Linked DNA regions of Homo sapiens: region 1 is linked to region 2. Evidence: chromatin loops called from intact Hi-C (ENCODE). Cell type or tissue: B cell. All regions are shown on one strand. Each heading gives the region's core, and the rest is flanking DNA. Links, peaks and the distances in the headings are about the cores only.

Evidence for each region. Hi-C counts contacts between places; a loop is a spot of excess contacts. Peaks named below come from ENCODE experiments on the same cell type or tissue, not always from the same donor. Only the 100,000 strongest peaks of a DNase experiment are listed, where the experiment ranks them.
Region 1: it touches region 2 in a loop (8-fold over the local background); 2 of 110 quality-filtered maps call a loop at or near these places.

Annotation. Positions count from the first base shown.
Region 1 is chr6:113,968,643-113,974,019 of GRCh38, reverse strand. It overlaps HDAC2 (histone deacetylase 2), which reads left to right and starts at 2,872. Exons shown (of 14, transcript NM_001527.4): 1 at 2,872-3,163. The coding sequence starts at 3,112. HDAC2-AS2 (HDAC2 and HS3ST5 antisense RNA 2) reads right to left here and starts at 4,319. Exons shown (of 10, transcript NR_125845.1): 1 at 3,742-4,319. RefSeq lists silencers at 2,362-2,541, 2,517-2,960, 2,902-3,201, 3,412-3,731 and an enhancer at 2,377-3,355. In B cell, for the core only: a CTCF peak has its summit at 2,916; DNase peaks (open chromatin) are centred at 2,089, 2,729 and 3,549; H3K4me3 peaks cover 2,749 bases; H3K27ac peaks cover 2,179 bases.
Region 2 is chr6:112,084,699-112,090,075 of GRCh38, reverse strand. It overlaps TUBE1 (tubulin epsilon 1), which reads left to right and starts at 2,594. Exons shown (of 12, transcript NM_016262.5): 1 at 2,594-2,666; 2 at 2,770-2,843; 3 at 3,468-3,520. The coding sequence starts at 2,642. FAM229B (family with sequence similarity 229 member B) reads right to left here and starts at 2,485. Exons shown (of 4, transcript NM_001033564.3): 1 at 2,356-2,485. RefSeq lists enhancers at 2,425-2,614, 2,349-2,880, 3,015-3,064. In B cell, for the core only: a CTCF peak has its summit at 3,257 (motif pointing left); a DNase peak (open chromatin) is centred at 2,505; H3K4me3 peaks cover 1,911 bases; H3K27ac peaks cover 1,639 bases.

The DNA of each region.
Region 1 (5,377 bases), core at 245-5,244, 1.9 Mb before region 2:
CATCAGCAAAGCATTAATCAGTTAATAATGTAACAGGAATGATTTGAAAGGTTTAGTGTAACAGTAATTGAGTAGATAAGCTATAGTTCAAAAATATATTTTTAATGTAAATGGGTAATTTGAAATTTTGTTACACAAATGCACAGTTCAAAAGTACTATAATCTCTCATTGTTAGATGTTGCTATTCAGGTTTATAAGTTATAGCTTGTAGTACTGTGTAAAGATAGGCACCATGCTTACAAGATCAGAATTCAGCTTGAGGCTGTGTGAGTTTACGACAACACTGTAGTGTGCCACTGTACTTCTCTACCTTCTGTATCGCCGTATGGAATTACTACACAAAATTAGCACTAAGAAACCTAAATTTCCTTACAGTAGAAATAAGCTTATATGAATAATTCTCTTATAGAAATTAAACTATCTGCTGCAGTTGTCAGCAGGGTTTAATTTTTAGCATAAGCTGAGGCCATCAGTTTCTTAGCAGTCCTATTCTTAAATAATCATTTCTGTTTAAGAGATCATTTTACTGAACAATTTCAAAGCACTAAATATCTTCGAGATTGAAAAAATAAGCACCTATAGATGGAGCAGAAACTAAAGAAGAACAATTTAAGGAAAAAGACAGTCCTTAACTATGCACGCATCCTATGAATTATCCATGCTTTCAGCTGGTTTCCTTTTACTGCACTGTCTAAAACTCCATATTTAAAAGGGTTTGATACAGCAGAGTTAGAATGTGGTCAATGAAATCTGGAGCTTGTCAATGGGTTTCAATAACTGATGCCACTTTTAGCTCTGCTAACATAGTAGAGATTATAGACAGAATTCTCTTGGCCAACTCCTATCATGGGATAAAACTCCTCCCACACCAGTTTCTAAAGGTAATGTAACTTGCTTCTATTGGTTTAAAATTATTAAATAATAAATACGTTTCTCAGCTAGTCAAAAGATATGTCCAGGCTCTTCTCACAAGTTCAATGTTAGGTGCTGTGGGTGCAAACAGTAATTTAGTAATTGTCACTGTTATTATAGTAATCCTAATAATCCCTTATTCACATAATTCTTCATTTTTTAAAAGTATTCCATATTAATTTTCTTATTTGAGATTCTGAATATTACTCTCCAAGTAATACTGCCCCATTTTACAGATAAGGCAATTCAAAAAACGTTTAAGTGACTTGCCCTAAGTCACAGGCACTAGAGAAACTATTACATGCAAGATAAACCTGGTCCCTTCATTTATGACACTCCATTCATAGTGGGACATTCAGACGAGTTGTGGGCAACTGCAACATGGTTAAGTGTTGAGCTACAGCATACAACGTACATGGCATGGAGAACAGTCTTGGCGGGAGAGGGGTCAGGGAAGTCTTCCCAAAAGAAACAAAGTGTCATTTCAGACTTCATTGTGTTGGCCCTGGGGAAGAACATTCACTTCTACTAAATTCACTTATTCTGTTCTCAGAATCTTCCAAGTTGATTTTGTACTTGATAGAGCACAACTTAGAAGGTCAATTAACTTTACCTCTAGGCCAGTGTTTCACTCACCGTAATTTCTCTAGCAACTTCATCAGTCACCTGGGGTCTTGTTAAAAATACAGAGGAGGGGGCGGAGGGAGGGCAGGGGCCACCCTGGACTTAACTTTTTCTAAATCTCTTGGGGGTGAGGTTGGGGAAAATTGCTGCTTTAAGCATGAACACTTTCGGGATTTTGAAGTCAAACAGCAAATTAAAAGGGGTATTTTTGGTAGTGGCTCTTAAATTCCAGCATCAATACAGCCTTTTTTTTTTTTTAATAGGGGTGTATTTGGGGGGTAGGGATAGCAATTTTATATAACTGGGATTGGGTGCTATAAAACAGGCTGTTAGCCTCCAGCCCTCACCTGCAAGGTGGCTGGCTTAAGGTAGGTACTTGATAAATGTGGATTTATTTAACAGAGGAACACTTGTATTCATAACCTCCAAGAGTTTCGAAAGTCTTTCTGCTCCAATCTTCCAGTGTCTAGCCAGCAGCATTGCTGCAGAGTGGAACAGCTAGGGTGCGTGGAGTTTGCAGAATGAGTTCAAACCTCCAGACTTATCAGTTAGCAGTAAGAACAAGTTCCTTAATCTGCCTCCACCTATAAAGAAGGAGTACAATTGCCACTTACCTCCTAGAGTTGTTGAGAGTCTTAAATGAGATTAAATATTATAAATAGATTATCAATGGAATATATTATAAATGCAAGTGCTTAGAACTGTACCTTATAAATGAGCTCCACAGATGCTTATTAAAACCCGAGCGGTGCCCTCTCCCCTTAACATCCGTAATAGGCCCCCTTACACCTCATACCCATTACGAGTCAAAATAATAATAATAATAATAAATAAGTGAACAAACGACAAACGAGAAAACTAGGCTACCAGGCACTGGGGCGATGGGCCACAGCCCGGCGGGGTAGTGGGCCCGGAAGGGGCGCGGGAGTGGGCTCTCCCCGCCGGGCTCGCGGCACGTGGTCGGCTTGGGCGGGAGCTTCGCGACAGTGGGGGAGGGGAGCAGCGTGGGACGCCGAGGAGGGGTCCAGACCGCCAAGGCTACGAGGCGCCGACTGCGCAGGCTCGGGGACAGGCGCAACCACTGCGCGCAGACCTGAGGGGGAGAACGTCCACCCGGCTGCACGCTCCCTGGATCTACTTGCGCAGCGAAAGCTTGTCTTCTTCCTCATTTTAACACTGTGTATGGCGCCGCCTTGCGCAGGTTGTTCACCCTAACAGGGCCTCTAACCTCGAGCCCGAAACGGCCTCCTTCTCCAGCCGTGCCCCTTCCTCCCCCGTGGAGGCCGCAGTGGATGCGCTCACCTCCCTGCGGCCTCCTGAGGTGGTTTGGTGGCCCCCTCCTCGCGAGTTGGTGCCGCTGCCACCTCCGATTCCGAGCTTTCGGCACCTCTGCCGGGTGGTACCGAGCCTTCCCGGCGCCCCCTCCTCTCCTCCCACCGGCCTGCCCTTCCCCGCGGGACTATCGCCCCCACGTTTCCCTCAGCCCTTTTCTCTCCCGGCCGAGCCGCGGCGGCAGCAGCAGCAGCAGCAGCAGCAGGAGGAGGAGCCCGGTGGCGGCGGTGGCCGGGGAGCCCATGGCGTACAGTCAAGGAGGCGGCAAAAAAAAAGTCTGCTACTACTACGACGGTGAGCGGCCGGGCCGGTGTCGGGGTGGGCGCGCGGGGCCGGGCGCTGGGTTCCGCGGCTGCCGTCGCGAGTGGGCGCCGGGGCTGAGGGGTGGGAAGGAGGAGGGACCGACATTTGGCCGCATCTTAACCCGTTCCCGGCCCGGCACAGTTAGAACGAGACCCTCTTCCTGGCGCAGCCCCCGCGGTTCCTGCGGGCGGGAATCAGGGGGCCCGCCCGTCTTGTCTCCTGCCTCTCCCCCTTCGGCCGTGCAGTCCGCAGCCTCGAAGGTGGCCGCCGCTGGGGACGGCGCCGGCCTACCCCGCCTTGGTGGTGGCGGCGGCGAAGGGGGCGGCCCATTCTCTCCCTTCTCCCGCCCACCATTCGTGGCAACGCAGGTTTGGGGTGCCCCGCGTCGGCCTCCTACCCCCTCGACCCGTCCCCCGCGAGGCAAAATTTCTATCCCGGCCTTGACTCTACACAAAGCCCCGCGGCCGCGAGAGCTCCGCCCCTCCCGTCCCCTTCCCTCCTCCTCGCCTGCTCGCCTCCCCTACCCTGCGTTCGGTCTGGCCGGAGCGTCTTCTCCTTCCTCGGCTTACCCTTTCCCCGGACCCCTCCTCCCGGTGGGCGCTGGAGAGTAGTTACTGAGGGTGGGGGCTCAGGTCGCGTGTGGCTTTATCACACCCATGTTTTGCGTGGGCTCCAACCCTCTCCTTTGTTCGCTGGGTTCTTTGAGCGCGTCTTTCTCAGGATTCAAATGGAAGGGCTTCACTTCCTCAATAATAGTTCGGGTTTTCCAGTTTCAGGCAGAAAGACTTCGTAGGAAATAAGAGGTGGTAGGGAGATGTGGAACTGCTACTGCTTGTGTTGTAGATCAGACTCCATGGGTCCTGGCTTGCCTCAGAGAGGTGGTTACCACCCACTTCTTTGTTGCTCTTTGTTCGATCAGGAAATAGACCCTGCTTTGGGGATTTAGAGAGCATTGGTATCTTGCAAAGGCTGTTCCTAGGTGGTGGGGAATCCTGGTATGGGAAAACTTTGAGAAGTGGGAGAAGTGCAGAAGTACTAAATATTCTAATGAGGTAAATTTGAGGTCACCGTGTAGTGAATTATAAAAGTCAGATAATTTAATTATCTTAAGCATTCTATAATTTGGAGTATGAGCAGTAACATTAAATCTTCGAATCCTGTTTCCTGTGTTTTCTTGCTCAATGGAGTAGTAACCTGTTATACAGATTTCACAAAGGCTTGGTAAATAGTTTATAGTAGGTTACTCTTGAGAGAAGGGATTCCAAAATTTAACAGAGAATCTATCCTAGGCTCCTTCTCCTGAAAGTCCTGTCTGATTTGTAGGAAGCAATACAAATTTTGGAAGCTGTTTCCTACATGTGGTGTATTGTAAATCACAAAATTTTAGAGAAGTAAGACCCCAGAGCACCAGCTCAGAATAAATCTACTTTAACTTGTAAATGACCGTACTGTCTCTTTTTAGTTAAAAAGGATTAATCTTTTAATGACTGATACATATAAAATAACCACCTGTGTCATTTGGGGAAAATCTGAAATCTTACAGAACAAATCTAAATTGATCTGCGATAGCTAGGACAGAATAATAACAGCCCTACTTTTAAAAATGATTTTTCAGAGGACTAGATATGCATTATATAAGTTGATTTGAAATTATGCCATCGTGGAGGGGTGGAGATGGAAATACATTTTAATTTCAACATGATTTACATTGCATATTTTGGGTTATTCTTGCCCTGCATTCCCTGATCAAATTGGAAAGGAAGTAACCCTGCGTATAAGTTAATTTGTAAAATTACATTGTTTCTAAAGTTTAGAGATTTATCCTTGTCAGGGCTTGGAGTAAAGAGGAAAATTTTGGTTAGGGAAAGTGGTACTGAGGTCCTTCTCGAAGCTGTCAGTTGGTGTTGGTAGTGATGGGCTCTGAGGAAGTAAGCTGCTTGTAATTTGTTGTCACCACAATGGAACCCTAGAACCAGGAGGGTACACTTGAGTAGCAGTTTCTGAACAGCGCTCTTGTCCTGGGCCCATTTATGATAACCTTCGTTGTGGGAATGGGAGCAGGCACGGGTACCCGGGAAAGGATGCAAGCTTGATAAGTAGGGTGGAAATATTTGTCTTGTGATTGTGACTTAATATGATACTTTATTGTAGCCCATTCACCTGCTTACGTGATGGCCAGCAACAAGTGAATAGCTGATAGTTTGG
Region 2 (5,377 bases), core at 166-5,165:
ATAGATGAGTCTAAAGTACTCTAATTAATTGTTTTTTCTTCATCCCACTCCCCCGTTCATTTCATGCCTAGGTACCTAAAAAATTCTCTCTTTATTCTGAAAAGTTGAATGCCTTAATGAGGCTGCATGTCTTGGTGTTGATTTTTCTATAAATTGTCCTATAGAACATAGTGTGTATCCTTTTAATCTATGTATTTTTCTTCCTTTTTTTTTATCAAGTACATTTTTTCCTCCATTTGCTGTGGGCACATGTTAATCTTATGTTGAGCCATCTTTGTCTCCTTCATACATATTATTTTTAATAACTTTCATATCTCTGGGTTTTGCCTAGTATTGTTATTATTTTAAGACTTTCCTCTACATTATAATTTGATGTGCATCTCTCTAGTCTGCTTCTTAAATGCTTTTAAAAATTATTTCTTTAAGTCCTTTAAGGTGGATGTTGTTGTCTTCAGTTAATTTCCTTAGTTCTTTTATCTCCATTTTATTTCATTTATTCATCAAATATTTATTTACTATCTACTATATGCAAGGTACTATCCCTAGTAGTGGATAAAACAACAAGACTCAGCCCTCATAGAGCTTGAGTCTTATTATTTTAGTATCTTGTCTTTAAGTTCCTGTTTTATTGCATTCATATTCTTAAGTTCTTCTTCAGCACAAAGTAGATATGATGAATTTTCTTTTCTCCCCTCTTAGGCTAGGTTTTACCCCAAGGTCTTGTACTTTATCCATCTTTTACATCGTTCCTTCCTTCCTCTCCCCCTTCCCTCCCTCTCTCCCTTCCATCCTTGTCTTCCTTCCTTCAATTTTAGGAGTCCATAGGATTCCCAATAATTTTTTTCTTTTTCATTTTCAGCATGTGGAATTCTGTTCACTCTATTTGCTCTGTATGTTGGTCAGCTATCACTACAATAAAACTGCACCCCAAAATTTCAGTAATTTCAACCAAAAACATTTCTCTTGCTTATAATATTCTGAATAGCCCGCTGCGGTTCAACCGATCTCAACTTGGCTCACCCGGGTTTGCATATACGGAAGTTTTGGAGTGGCTGGCATGTGAGGCTCTACCTTGCTTGGCTCTTAAGCAGAACTGTCTCTCAGTCTGATTCTCTAGAGACTGAAGTTATTAATAAGATGTGTTAGGACTTTTCTTTCCTGTGTGGGGAATAATGACTGGGACTGCATGAAGGGTAGGGCTCTGCAAAGGCCAGTGTATCATCTCACCTAGCACTGATAACACACTGATACAGACCTATTCACATCACTGCCTACAAACTGGACCAAGACTTGCAAATTTTGGAAGCCCCAGACGTTGGGACTTTAGCATCAAGACCTAAAATGCCCAACTTTACCTCTACCACTGACCCCATACTCAGTAAGAAGTTAAGAATAAATCCAGCCTACAAAAATTTACTGACCGAAAGCTGCCTATTACCAAAAGATATAAAATCCATTGCAACTTTAAACCTACCGGCTACCAGAGAAATTTAATAGTAACTACTACGTGTCTTGGTGGGACAATAAAGTGTTCTAATCCATTGAATATTACAGTTCATATTAGCACATATTCATAGCACATACCATATAACTTTTTATTAAACAAAGAAGACTTCTTAGAGTTTCGTAGTTCTTCAGAATTTTTGTGGAAAATATTAATTTCATTAAAGAAGTACTTGAGTTCTTAATTAAAATCTGGTCTAATTTGATCAATAGAAGTTTACATATTTTAATGTTTGACAATTTTAAGTAGTTGGTAATTGTCATAATGCCTAACTTTTTAATCTTCTCCTGCCTATCCCATCTAAATACCCATCTAAATGCCTAGTGTTAATCTCGTGTCTTCTATCAGACTTCTACATACTCATCTACATCCTCAACCACTGAATCCTATTGCACTTATAGTCAACGCCACACAATTCTTTAAGTATTTCGCGTGTATGTCTTCAATTAGATTGTAAGCTTCTTGGAACTGGATCTATGCCTTAATTTCTTTCTAATCTTCCCAGCGAGCCTACAAGTTAATTTGGGGAGTATACAGCGTTCAACAAATACTGGTTGGGTCTGTGACCTTAGCTTTGCCATTTTTGTCAAAGCGTATAACCATCTAGTTTCAATTGTGCCCTGACATGACTATTTCTCTGGGGTTTCTCTTTGCTCAACGCCATTGTTCATTTTCTATTAGAATAAAGGGCTTGTTGAACAGAGATGCCAACGCAGCGTCCCGTGGAATCTGAATAAACGGACTGATCCACCGCCCCGGGTGTTGAGGCTGTGAACAAAAATTAAACCTCTGATAGCCCACGAACAGCTTAACGACACATATTTTAAAATACCACTCCAAAGCCTAGTTACCTGCCAGTTACCCCGGCCTCCGGAGCTGCCGATGCTCGAAGATGTTGACAAGGCAGCTAGGATATACAGTCCAGAAGCCCAGTCGCTACGGTAACGGTGACACGCAAGTGCACTTGCGCGGCCTTCTGACGGAAAACCTTAGCCTGAACCTACAGACGTGCTTAGCGACGGCAGAGGCTTGCGGCAGTAGCGTGACTTACGGCAGCTCTCTAGCAGAGCGCCGTTGCTGGGGGAATGCAGAAGCGGCCGCGGGCTAGCAAGCTCCCGGAGCCGGCGGCGCACCACCATGACCCAGTCGGTGGTCGTACAGGGTAAGCTACGCCGGGCGGGTAGAGACCTGGTCGCCGCGGAATCCAGCGGCCATGTTTCCTGCTTAATGTCCTATTCTCTTTCCTTCCTCTCCTCCGGTCGCAGTCGGCCAGTGCGGAAACCAGATCGGCTGCTGCTTCTGGGACCTGGCACTAAGGGAGCACGCCGCGGTCAACCAGGTACCCGCCCGCCGCCGCGAGCCCCCTCGCCTGTCAGCTAGGTCTTCCAGCCCATACGCAGGAAATAATCGACTTGAGCTTTCATCTGACCCGTTTAAGATGCATGGGATCTTCCCAGTAAAGAACGTACTGGTTTTTAAACATGTTGCGTCAGACACACACTAAACTAAAAGAACACTGGCCAGCGACCTTAGTCTTAACGTTTTTCCTGATTCTCAGGGTCTCCTCTTTATTGGTGTTCGTGTGCAGAACAGTGAGATTTGTATATGGGAAAGTACTTTGTAAAATAGATAACACGTGTGGTTATTGTATTCCTTAATTTAACCAGTCAGCTTTTAAAAAGATTACGAAGAATCCAGAGAACGCTCATTTGATGGACCTGTCCTACAGTCCTATGGGTGAAATCCTTTCTTTAGCACCCCCTGCTGAACTTTTTATCTGTAGATCTGGCATTTACTCTTCTAAGGAGATTGGGAAGAGTCAGGCTCCGCATTTTGTGATACTTGGTTTTTCTTATCAGAGTCTCATCCTAGCCATTACAGTATTATGTAATTAAAATTGAAAGAACTTGATTTGGGCGAGAAGCAAAACCTAAATGCTATTAACATATGTTTTTCTTTTTAGAAAGGAATTTATGATGAGGCAATAAGCAGCTTCTTTAGAAATGTGGACACCAGGTAAGATGGGATTAAAGTCTGTCACAGTGTGATACTTTAAGTTTCAGTAGCTTGGGAGAGAATTCTTCAAAGGACAATAAAAATAGCCAGCTGCGAAGTTGTGTTTTTTTGTTTCATTATTGAAAGCATATTTATTCTATTAGATTATTAATATTCTTATATCATTTTCCCGAAGAAGACAACAGATTTCCCTTTAGTGTGACTTCTTTTAACTTAACCTTGAAATAAGTTTCATTAAAAGAAAGCTGAAATTTTCCCAGAGGGCATCTTGTTAATGCATCCTGTAATAACTAACTTTTGAAAGAAAAATATATTGTTTACATATATGCTGTAAGTATAAAAATATACTTAAAAAGGTGACAAGCAGTTGTTGGATTGTTTTTGTTTATTTAATAAAGAGTATATGTAAGTACCATATATGTTTTATCTGGAAGAGTAATTTAAGTTGCCGTTTAGGATATCTCCATAAGCTTTTAATATTAAATCATTAAGTTCATGCATTTTCAAAATACTTCATAAAACTAACTGTCCTGTGCTTAAACTGAAAAATACATACTTCGTGTCAGGCTTTAATCCAATAGGAACATCAGTTCTAGTTTAAAATAGTTGGCTGGGTGTGTGAGCAGTTATCTTCAGAGAAAGCTGATTAGTCCGCGCTTCCTGGGTGAATTCCAGAGTCTATCTAGGGCACTGGCTTGCAAACTCAGAAGTGTCATTGGCATCTCGAGATGGGTTCAGTGCTCTCCAGTACAGCCAGGTTAACCAAAGACCAAATTCTCATTTTCATAGGCACATTACTTTATCTTTTGTAGGAAATCTAACTGAAAAGCTGTGTAATAATCTGAAGGTTGCTTGGTGACCATGGAATCAGACCAAAGGAAGTTAGTTACTTTAATGGCTGGTATCATTTATATTTATTTTATGGAGATATCTGTCATATAGACTATAGATTCCCTCTTATTTGTAGCCCACAATATCCTCACCTCTAAATTCTCTTAGGAGACTCAAATTTGCTTCTGTCATACTTCCTTTCCGGCGCTTCTCTTGCTAAGTTCCTACACCCACCTCTTTACTTCTTGTTACCCAACGCTTACATTGAGTATTACATAGTTGAGACTCAGCCTGGGAGCTTTTCTTTCTTCATAAGGTGACTCTTCATAACTACACTCTCATCTACTCTGTGTGTTTTATACTTTAACCTGAGAGCACTATTATTTTCCCGGTAAGTTTGGCAAACAGGGTTGTGGCATCTTGCACTTCTTTCTGTGTACTATCAACACATGCAGCATCTGTTCCACAGCTTAGTACAAAAAATATTTTTCAAAGTAAAACCATATCTTTGTGTACTATTCTTATCAAATTTTTATACCTTTTGAGTAGCATGATAGGAATTTACCTACAGCATGGGTTGGCATGCATATATTTTCTGTAAAGGACCAGGCAGTAAATATTTTAGGTTTTGTGAACCATAAAGTCTTTTGCACCACTACTTGATCTGTAGCATGATTGTGGGCATAGGTAATACATAAAGGAATGGGTGTGTCCACATTTGAATAAAATTTTATTTAGGAAAACAGGCAGCTAGTTGAATTTGGCCTGATGATTGGCTACCCTTCATATATTCCGTCTTGTGAACTGTCTTTATTGACCCATATACTGCGTTAGATTTTAGTACTTTGGCAACTTATTTCCAACGTGAAATTCTGAGAACAACCTTAGATACTCAATGGTAAATACCAGTTATATCAGTTGATGGGTGTTAACTGCAATAGAAAACTACATTAATGGTGGCTGAGGCAGTAAAGGTATTCATTTATCTCACAAATCTGCAAATCAGATGTTCTAGGTTTAAAGGAA